Linked DNA regions of Homo sapiens: regions 2 and 3 are each linked to region 1. Evidence: chromatin contacts called from ENCODE Hi-C or POLR2A ChIA-PET data. All regions are on one chromosome and are shown on one strand. Each heading gives the region's core, a stretch centred on a gene start or an enhancer-like site at or near the end of the contact. The rest is flanking DNA. Distances are from core to core; before and after follow the strand shown. Region 1 has its middle 72 kb from the start of BCOR. Region 2 has its middle 160 kb from the start of LINC03099. Region 3 has its middle 55 kb from the start of LINC03053.

What was found. Hi-C counts contacts between places; a loop is a spot of excess contacts on that map. ChIA-PET counts read pairs that join two places held with the same protein, here RNA polymerase II (POLR2A). Pooled maps may share reads with other maps.
Region 2: a pooled map shows a loop between it and region 1 (2.6-fold over the local background). The contact joins two enhancer-like sites. A Hi-C loop is called at or near these places in 3 of 37 single-sample maps with no recorded cell type and 2 of 50 pooled maps. POLR2A ChIA-PET finds 5 or more read pairs at or near these places in 1 of 52 experiments (PC-3).
Region 3: a loop to region 1 is called in a map of OCI-LY7, with 2.5 times the contacts of the local background. The contact joins two enhancer-like sites. A Hi-C loop is called at or near these places in 2 of 168 maps with a recorded cell type or tissue (Calu3 and OCI-LY7) and 3 of 50 pooled maps. POLR2A ChIA-PET finds 5 or more read pairs at or near these places in 2 of 52 experiments (OCI-LY7 and activated CD8-positive, alpha-beta memory T cell).

What each region holds. Positions count from the first base shown.
Region 1 is chrX:40,167,939-40,171,303 of GRCh38, reverse strand. It overlaps a transcript of BCOR not described here. Among named protein-coding and RNA genes, the nearest start is that of BCOR, 72 kb to the right of the region's middle. RefSeq lists enhancers at 1,020-1,219, 802-1,492, 1,493-2,183. Within about 2 kb of position 1,648, at least 16 of the 41 ENCODE cell types and tissues checked have a DNase peak (open chromatin) inside an H3K27ac peak, as active enhancers do; they include OCI-LY7, where a contact is called at or near this core.
Region 2 is chrX:40,419,186-40,422,550 of GRCh38, reverse strand. No RefSeq gene overlaps it. Among named protein-coding and RNA genes, the nearest start is that of LINC03099, 160 kb to the right of the region's middle. Within about 2 kb of position 1,475, at least 3 of the 41 ENCODE cell types and tissues checked have a DNase peak (open chromatin) inside an H3K27ac peak, as active enhancers do.
Region 3 is chrX:39,952,265-39,955,629 of GRCh38, reverse strand. No RefSeq gene overlaps it. Among named protein-coding and RNA genes, the nearest start is that of LINC03053, 55 kb to the left of the region's middle. RefSeq lists a silencer at 1,472-1,700. Within about 2 kb of position 1,594, at least 4 of the 41 ENCODE cell types and tissues checked have a DNase peak (open chromatin) inside an H3K27ac peak, as active enhancers do; they include OCI-LY7, where a contact is called at or near this core.

The DNA of each region.
Region 1 (3,365 bases), core at 399-2,898:
AACAGACAGTTGTAAGAGACAATCCGTGAGGTTTGCAGGCTGTGAAAAGAGCTGCTTAAAATATGGGCTGTCGGGGTTGCCTCCAGCAGGAGGGTGGCCCGGGTCCTAGCAGACAGATCCAAGAAAAGGATGCAATATATTCTAAATGACATTGACCTGGAGGAAGGAGGGTGTAGGCAGGAGCAGGCTGGCTTCACATGGCTTCTGGCTCCAGTTCAGTGAGGAAGACTAGCTTCCAGAAATTTGTGGGGGCGAGTGGCCAGTCTCTTCATGTGTAAAATCAGAACAGTAACACCTACTCTGTCCCCCTCGGATGGGTTTCTGAGGACCAAAATGTGAAGGCACTTTGTAAATGCGGCTCAACCCTTCTGCTTCACTGTGGTTAATGTTCAGTCTCTCTTAGGTAGAAAAACCAGTGACTTGCTGATTAGAAAACAAAGTAGAAATCAGCCCTTTCTCAAATCTACGCAACAATGTTCGAGATAAAGGGAACCCAAAAGCAACCTAATATTTTGAACCTCCTTTTACATCATTTCGAGATAAGTTTCTGAAGTAATGAGAGAATCTTTGGAATGTTCTAAGAAAATCTGTCAAAAACTGGAGGTTAATGGGGAAGAAAGGGAGGCTTTAAATTGGGTCAAATCACATTTTAAGAAGGCTGGGCGCGGTGGCTCACGCTTGTAATCCTAGCACTTTGGGAGGCGAGATGGGTGGATCACGTGAGGTCAGGAGTTCGAGACCAGCCTGGCCAACATGGCGAAACCCCGTCTCTAGTAAAAATACAAAAAATTAGCCGGGCAAGGTGGCGGGCGCCTGTAATCCCAGCTACTGGGGAGGCTGAGGCAGAATTGCTTGAACCCGGTAGGCAGAGGTTGCAGTGAGCCGAGATCGTGCCACTTCACTCCAGCCTGGGCAAAAGAGCGAAACTCCGTCTCAAAAAAAAAAAAACCAAAACCAAAACAAAACCGGAAGAAGAATATAAATTTATAGTAGCTTCCTGGCTATATCCCCTTCTGTTAGTCTGCAGAAGAGATGCCCGTTGGTAGCCATTCCCCCAGCCCCAGGACCGAAGGACGTCTTGACTCAGGCTTGGTCTGCTAGGTGCAAGGTGTTGTTGGCGTCTGGGGTGGGGACAGTGAAGAAAGGCGATCATTTTGCTTTAAATGAACATCAGAAGACCCAGGCCTGCTACTGCGTCTTGAAGGCCTGGAGTTGTTAAAACTCTGTGGGAGGGGGTGCCTCGTGACCTCCTTCCTCGCAGATGGGCTCAGGCAGCGTGACCGGCCCCAGGTGGTGCCCAGGCGCGCTGGGGATGGAGGCCCAGGCTGCGCGTTCACCCTGCCTCGCAGATAGCGAGTAGGGGCCTCCGGCTGGACCGCCCACCGGCCTTACTCTCCCTTCCCTGGCCTTGGGGCCTTGGACCAGGGTTAACCCTGGTCCCGTCTCCACCTCATTGCCCCCCGTGCAGCGCCGTCCCCGCCCTGGCTCCCGGCCCAGATCCCGAGGCCTCCCTCGCCCAGCAGTCTCGGTTCTTCCCCCTCGTGATTCATTTAGCAGCGGTGCAGAAAGCCTGTTTACCTCCGCAGCCCTGGGCGACTCGATCTGCGTAAAAAGCCCCAACGCCAGCTCCGACCAGTAGGGGGGGGATTGTCCTATAGATTATTTCTCCTCCTGGTTTTTGTTTTTGTTTTTTTTTAAACCAGAAGGCTTGGTTGAAGAGGGGGTGGGGTGGCGTGTTGCTGCTGTTTTTTAAAACACCGTATTTGAAAGAGAAACAAAAGCCACACAAAAGCCGTTTAGGAGGTACCAAGACTGTTTTTACATATAAAAAGTGCAGCGAATACCAAGGGGCCCCCAACAGTGATAAACTAAATGGTTGGCCGATTTCGACAATTAACAGTTAATCTGTTATCTGCGATCAGCAAACAAGTTTTGAGGCTCGAAGGACACCGAATTCCTGTTCCAGTCGATAGCGTTGTACTCGAATCTGTTGAGCACATCAGATGCTCCCTGTTTCTCCTAGAGCGAATCCAGCTTTAGCAAACATGGGTTTCCCAGGTTGAAGGACCGACTTGAGCCAGAGAAAATTCTCTTGTGCAGCTGAGGAGCCTCTGTCTGCATCGCCCCTCGAGCCCGAGCTCATCTGTTTGGTTTAGATTTCTCCAAATTGGTTTTCACCCCGATTTCGCGGACCTCCTAATTTTGCACGTAATAGGCCTCCGATAAATGTGTACTGAATGGCAGAAACTAAAGTGAGGCCCTCGGCCTGGAAGACGGCCTGACGCACGGCCTCGCCCTTGGAACCCCACTCGGGTTCCCAGAGCCCCCAGGCCGCTGCAGCCTGCGCGCAGCTTCGCCCTGCGCCGGCCAGGGCGGGCGGGCGGGGGAGGCCAGGAGGCACGAAGCGCCTGGAGCCTGCACGATGATAAATATTGCGCAGACAGCCCATAAATAATTTGCATTATGTTCAGCTGACAACGCGGGGCGATTAATTTTAATAGCTACATATTTGCCTGGGCTGCTGCTTTCGTAGGCCCCGTAATGAAAGGCGAGAGGCCGCCCTGGCTCCGTGCTCGCGGTCCAGGAAGGCAGCCGGGGGTGCGGGAAGGCCCGATGTGGCGTCTCCTCCAGGCAGCCCCCCGGGGAGCCCCAGCCCCTTGGCCCCCCTCTCGCCCTCCGTGCCTTGTGGAGGTGAGGTGTGCGCGCACCGCCGGAGCACCCCCGAGGCCTCGAGCAACAGGAGCCACCATAATGACACTGCACATTTGTCTGTGTGGGGAGAGCCACTTGTGGACTGGGAGACCCTCCACGTAGCTTTGTGCCCCACCCGGACCAAGTCCGGAGTTTCAGGTTCCACTTAGGCTAGGAGGGGGGTGTTTGCCGCCGCCAATTCGCCAGTGGGCCCCAGCTCGGCCGAGGCTTCTCCGCCCTCCCGGCAGAGGCAAGAGACAAAACAAAGCCCGGCTGTCCCCGCGTCCTCTCCGCGCGTGTAGGGTCCTGAGTTCTGCCTCCCAGGAGCTGTCCGGCGCTCCGCGGAAGGCCCCCCTAAAATGCTTCCTGAGCTCCTTGATGCAAAAGGACCGCACACATAAAGGACGGAAGAAAAGAAAGGGTCTGGAGGAGCTCTTTAAAAGAGGGGGCAGGGAAGGAAGCGCAGCGAGGAAGGACGCGGCTGCCGCGGTCCCGTGGTGGCCGGGTGCGCGCGTGTGCGTGTCTGTGTGTGCGTTCCGATGACAAAGCCCCGCCGCCGCCAGCAAGCTCCTGGCTGCCAGAGCTCTGGTGGGGGAGGGGAAAGGGAGGAGAGGAGCCAGCGCTAGCGTAGGTAGCGGGGAATCGAAGCTTCCCAGGAGAAAGAGTTCATTCAT
Region 2 (3,365 bases), core at 226-2,725, 250 kb before region 1:
GGTTTATAAATTGTGATCACTGTGATTAGGCCACTTATTTCACTCTGCTTTGATCATAATTATGGACTTTGCTCCAGTAGATTGTGAGCTCCTTGGGGGATAGGGACTCTATCAGTTAGGATTCGGTTTGGCTAGGAGCTAGAGACTCAAAATTGCAATGTGGCTTAAACGTGAGAGCAGTTTCTCGTGTGTTAAAGTTTAGAGATAAACAGTTCAGCATGGAAATGGCTGTTGTTCTAAGAAGATCTCAGAGACCCAGGCTCCTTTCAGCCTACCATTCCAGATCCCAACATTGATGAAGGTGAAGCCCTTGTTCTCATGGTTCATGATAGTGGCTAGAGCTCCAGCCATCACATCTACATTCCAGGCAGCAAAAGATGAAAACTAAAGGAGGCAATGGTCAAATATCAGCCATCTCTTAAGGAAGGTTCTTGGAAGCAGCCACATTGTCACTTCCACTTGTAATCCAATAGCCTGAACTTAATTACATGTCTATGCCTACCTGCAAAGGAGGCTGGGAAATGTAATCTTTCTTCTAAGTGGCCATGTGCCCACCTGAAAATCAGGGTTTGAGTATTATGTTAGAAGGGGATGTAGTATACTGGGGAACAGTCTCTGTCATAGATAGGCTTATGCATCTCAATATCCTAAGCAACTCTAGTGGAGCTTGACACACAGCATCAAGGAATGAGAGGTAAGATAGCAGAATGGGTGAAAGCACAGATTCTGGAACCATCTGCCTGAATTTGAATTCCAGCTCTGCCACTTAACTAGCTGTGTGACCTTCGGCAAGTCATTTAAACTCTCTGAGCCTCAGTTTTCCTATCTGTAAAACGAGGATAATAATAGCGGACAGGGTTATTGTGAAGGTTAAATAAGTTTATCAATGTAAAGCCTTTAGAACAGGAACTGGTACATAGCATGTGCTATATAAGTAGTAGCTACGGTTATTATTGTGGTGGTGTTGGATGAACAAATGGTCAAACTGAGATGTTACCTGTTAAGGAGCAGCTGGGTCTGAGGTTTCTGATGGCACAATGCCTTTATCTAAGCCTAGAAGCTGTGGTTGGTGTGGAAGTCCCCAAATATGGCCGCCCATAACTCCCATCAAGAGGTAGAGACTTATTTCCCTTCCCCTTGAATCTGGACCAGCCTTGTGACTTGCTCTGATGAATAGAATGCGATGGAAGTGACCTCGTGCCAATTCCAGGTCTCAGCCTTAACAGGCCTGGCAGCTTGTGCCTTTGTTCTCTTGGCAGCCCACTGCCATATAAAGAGGTCTGGCTGCCGTGCTGGAGCATGAGGCCATGTGGAGGGAGAAAGGCCCTGGGGGATGGAGACTACGAAGGGAGAGAAAGTGAGACCCAGCCAGCCTTTAGCCATTTCAGTCCCAGCTACTAGGGTGCCAGACATGTGAGGGAGGCCGGTTGGATGTTCTGGCCCCAGTCAAGCTCCCAGCTGACTGCAGCTGCATGAGTGACCCCAGCCAATACCATGTGGAGCAGAAGAACTGCCCAGTCAACCCACAGAATTGAAAGGAACAATGACTCATTGTTTCAAGCCATTCAAGCCATTAAGTTTTGAGGTGGGTTGTGGAATAGCAACAGAAGCATACCAGGGCTCAATGCCTGATCTTATCCTGCTCTCAGGGCCCACACCTTCCTGTGTCAATTTTCTGTCTCCAGTTCCTGCAAGACTAGGGCAGAATCTGGGGGTTCTAGAACAGCCTTTGCCCTTGAGTCTTAGGAAGACAGAGGCAAAAGCTTTGCCCCTTATTTCCTCTCTCTAACAAAAATAAGGCAAGAATATTTGCAACCTGGTGACCCTTCTGAAATCTTCTGAGGCCAGATGAGATGAATTTTGAGTTTGAGGAGCTGAACTCTGAAATTTCATCTTCAGAATACTCTGAATTCCAGCATGCACGTCTCTTTGGCCCATTTTTCATTAACACATTAAAATAAAATCCATTAAGACATATCACTTCAGTTGGAAACTTGACCAGAACTGAAGTTGACTAGAGTCATCATCTCCCCTATTTGCAGAACTCATTAGAATATCCAAAGTAATTTTCACCTGCATCATCTTACTTGATTTCTACAATGAGAAAAGGCTTCTCTAACCAAACCACTATGGTAAATATGATCACAGTGGAAAGAAGGTTTTTAAAAGTATGCAAATAGGACCACTAATTACAAATGAATCTTTAGCTCATCAGCAAGATACACTCCTCAGCTGATGACAACATCTGAACATAAAACTCAAAACAGGGCTAGGGGCAGTGGCTCATGACTGTAATCCCAGCGCTTTGGGAAGTTGAGGCAGGAGGAAAGCCTGAGGCCAGGAGTTCCAGACCGGCCTGAGCAACATAGTGAGACCCTGTTTCTACAAAGAATAAAATAAATTATCCAGGCATAGTGGCACATGCCTCAAGTTCTAGCTACTCAGAAGGCTGAGGCAGGAGGATTGTTTGAGCCCAGGAGTTCAAGGTTACAGTGAGCTATGATTGCACCACTGCACTCTAGCCTAGGCAACAGAGTGAGACCCTATCTCTAAAAATAAAACAATAGGTAATTAATTAATTGAAAACACTCAAAGAAAAGCTTTTAGTTAACCCTATCTTTTATTAAACTGGCCATCCTCTAAATTCATCAAAACGAGTGAGGTTCACAGTATTGAATATCAAAATTTCTACTGCTCATACATTTCCGCAATTTTCAAGGCACCCAGAGTTTTTTGAGTACCCATTTCTCACTGGTATGAGGAACTTGGTACCTATGGCCATTTTAAAACATGGCCCCTAAATTCTTTGATACTACTCCCATCAACAAACTAGGTTCTATCTCCCCTGCCCTTGAATCTGAGTGGGCTCATAACTGCTTCAACCCATAGACTATGACATGTGATATCATGTGATTTCTGAGGTTGGGCCAGAAAGGTACATGCAATTTCCACCTGATTCTCTTAGGACAGTTGCTATGGGGGAAGCCAGTTGTCGCATAAGAAATCCAACCTTCCCAAGACTGCTGTGCTGATGAGGCCAAATGTCGATGCTCTGGGTGACAGCTTCTCCCTGCAGAGGCACCAGACATATGAGTGGAGCCATGTTGGATCCTCCAGACCCAGCCCACTCACCACTGGGTGGTCTCAGCAGATGCCACGAGGAGCAAAAAACCATCCAGCTGCACCCTGCCTAAATTCCTGACCAGCAGATCCTTGCGCACAATAAGATAGGTATGGTTTTGTGCTACTAAGTTGGAGTGATTTGTTATGCAGCAATAGTGACTGGAAGAGTACCACAAATAAAGCTGTCTGTGATGAAATCAGAGACCCACTGAGCGGGCTTCAACCTAACAGAAGCTACAAAC
Region 3 (3,365 bases), core at 345-2,844, 220 kb after region 1:
TTTGCTAGGCTTGTCTGCCATTGCCTCTGCGTGTTCTCACTAAAGGTGGATGATGCTGGGACCCTGCTTCTGGCATCTGCCCACCTCTGGACCTTTCCTCACTCAGCATCCTGTACCCAGAGTGCTTTTCCTTCCAGTCAGGCTTGTTGCAATCTTGCCCAGACTTGTACTGCCCAGGTGAAACGCCACCACCTTCATGAAGCCTTCCTGACCAGCACTTCCAGCCCCACCTCCACACAAACAAACGTTCTTTTTATTCTTTCCCAGCACTTCCTGGGTTGATGCCTCGCCTCGTTTCTTCCTGTATCACAGTTATTAATGGGCTTGTCTCGGCTTCCCATTAGACCGCAGGCTTCCTAAAAGGCTTGTTCAAAATGAAGCCTCCACAGCGCCTTGCACCTAGAAAGGGCTCACTGCATTTTAGTTTAATGAATGAACAAATAAGTCGCAAGCAACACATCAGCAGGTTGCAATGCCCAGTCAATGTAGGGGAATTAATTTTGACTTTGGCAATCCATGCCTTGGGGGGTGTGACAAGGCCCCAGGAAATGCGAGGTGGGGAGTCGCTCAGGGCGGGGAGCAGATGTCCACATTCTGCTTTGTTATTACTTCAGCTTATTGGTCCAGGTTTTTTCTTTTAGACAGAAAAGAATCCGCCCATGTTTTCATGTTGTTCTCATTGAAATACACCCACAGGCGTTGAAACGAACCCACTGGTGAAGTGCAAGGAGAGAGAGGGCAGCCCGTTTGTTTCTTCACTAAGGTTTGGGGCTGCAGCTTATGGGCCGGAATTCCCAGGGGCTCCAGCGCAGGAAGCTGAGGGCAGAATGAGGGAGTCGGAGAAACTGGTGGTGAGCTTCTCCTTAGGTAAATGGTCGAAGCAGTGGGGGGTTGGGGAGATGCTTTGGCGCTGGAGCTTTTAAAATGTGACTGTGAATTCACGTTTGTAGGAAGCCTTTTTCAAATGCTTTCCTTTTCCCTTCAGGGAGTTGCAGAGGGTGTGAAGGGTGCGGTGCGGAGCTGGGTGGAAGGCAGAGGTGGCTTGGGCTGGGAACCCCTATTTCAGGCTGTTCATTTGTTCGGTGGTTCAGTTCCTTCCTTCCTTCATTTGTTCATTCATACATTGAATAAATGTGAATTGATGATCCACCAGAACGATAAGACTTTTGGAGCCAGTAGTCTAAGCTCTGTATTTGGAAAAGGAAGGCTCAGAAAGGTGTGCTCCAAGTGACCTGCTCCACGTCACACAACCAGTTACGAGCTGTGGTAAGATTTGAACCTTCATCTCGTGCTTCCCAGTCCAGCGCTCCCAGGGCTTTGTGGGGGCTGCTAAGGGGACCCCAATGGGCCCTTTCCTGGCACACTTTGTTTTAAGCTGAGTTCTTCCAGTGGGTGAAGAAATGTGGCTCCCTCTGAACTCACAACTGAACCTGTCCTCAGTGCCCTGCCCCGGTGCAGTGCAGGTCTCTGATGGGGCTGCTGCACAGACCGCACTCTGTGCTCAGTGTTTATAAAGCCGCGTCAGCCTTGGGTGTGGACAGGAGTGACCTGTGCTGTCTAAACAAACCGCGAGCTTCTGGCGGCCTGCCTGCCTGCCTGCCAGGGTGCATGTGACGTTCTCTGGCCAAGCGAGGTTGGTTCGATTGGAACTCCTGGCTTTGCTCCTTTTGAGTGCAGCAGTGTGTAAATGTAGGTCTGAGCCCTTTAGTGCCCCAGAGGGAGCAGAGGCTGGCTATCATCTAAGATGCAAAGGTGCGTGGTTTCCCATCATGTTACTGCCAGCTCCTTCCACCTCCCCCGAGCTATTCCTTCTTTCTTTCCTGTTTCTCTTAATCACCAAGGGACAAAGAAGAGACCTGTCGTCCAAAAAATCCAAGCAGATGTCACCTACGAGAAACCACAGGAACAGGCAGATTTTAGTAAAATGAAGGCCTAGCAGCTGCTTTCAAAGACTCTGCCCCTAAATAATGCAACTTCGGTTTGTCATTCCAGATGTATGTTTGAAAAATCAGGCTTAAGTCTGTCATTTTAAATGGCTTTTTAAATGACACAGAAATTTTACTATTTTTAGGTCAAATACCTTGCAGAAGTTGACATTTTAAGGTTTGGCTATGTGTGAAAACATCCAAAGGGAAACGTGTGCTTTCTTTTTTCTAGAAACAATAAACAGGATGAGTGGCCTTAGTTTATTTGTGCACGTTCTTACCTCTCTTGTATTTGCATCTCCAGTGTTTATTGGTGTGATTCTTCAGGCATACACTCAACATGGCAGATGTCACCTGAAGGCCGCCCTTTAGAGATGAGGTCCCCACAAATAAGAGCAGGTCATTAGACTAGAACCGCCTTTGTTCCCTTAACTACAGTGTTTTCTGTCTCCACACAGAGCACACTATATATAAAGCCATAACCATTCAGAGTCACACATGGACTATATAAAGGCACTGCTGAGAGATGAAAGATGTTTTTAACCCCTTCCTCTCAGGCGTCTGTGGCAGCTGCAACCACTCAGTTTTAGAATGTGCCAAGTTCTGTTCTGGGCTGCAGTGGGGTTGTGGGGGTGGGGGTGGTGGAAGAGGAGGAGGGAGCTGTGAATGAAGCAGCAAGGTGAGAGGAGTGGTTCTCCCACCCCAACCCTCACTCCCTCTTTCTTGCCTCAGTTTAGAGCTGCTGGGAATCCCCCAGGGATAAGGGTGACAACAGAGAAGGAAGCGTAACAGCAATGGACAGGACTGTAGGGGCAGCCTTCTGTGATTTTAGACTGGGTCCCTGTACTCTGCAGTCTCTTCAGGGATGTTAGGGCACTTGAAACTACAGGGTAAAGGTGGCAGCGCTTCCTGGAGGATCAATTGTATTGGATTTGAAGTGATTGTCAATGTCGCTCTTCTATTCAAACAAGCACAGGGCCCTCTGATGGAATAGAATGTAGATGGACATGAACAGCGATGCCAAACATGGTACATCAAGACGTGCCCAGCCTGCTGAGGTGCCACTTTGGACTCTACCTTGACACCCTTAGAAGGCTGTTAACGCCTTTTGGTGACAAAGATTAAGAAACCCTGCCCCAGGCTGGTTGCTGTTGCTCACACCTGTAATCCCAGCACTTTGGGAGGCCGAGGCAGGCGAATCACAAGGTCAGGAGTTCGAGACCAGCCTGGCCAATATGGTGAAACCCTGTCTCTACTAAAAATACAAAAATTAGCTGGGCACGGTGGCAGGTGCCCCTAGTCCCAGCTGTTCAGGAGGCTGAGGCAGGAGAATCGCTTGAACCTGGGAGGTGGAGGTTGCAGTGAGCCGAGATTGCACCATTGCACTCCAGCCTGGGCCATAGAGCGAGACTCCATCTCAAAAAAAAAGAAAGAAAGAAA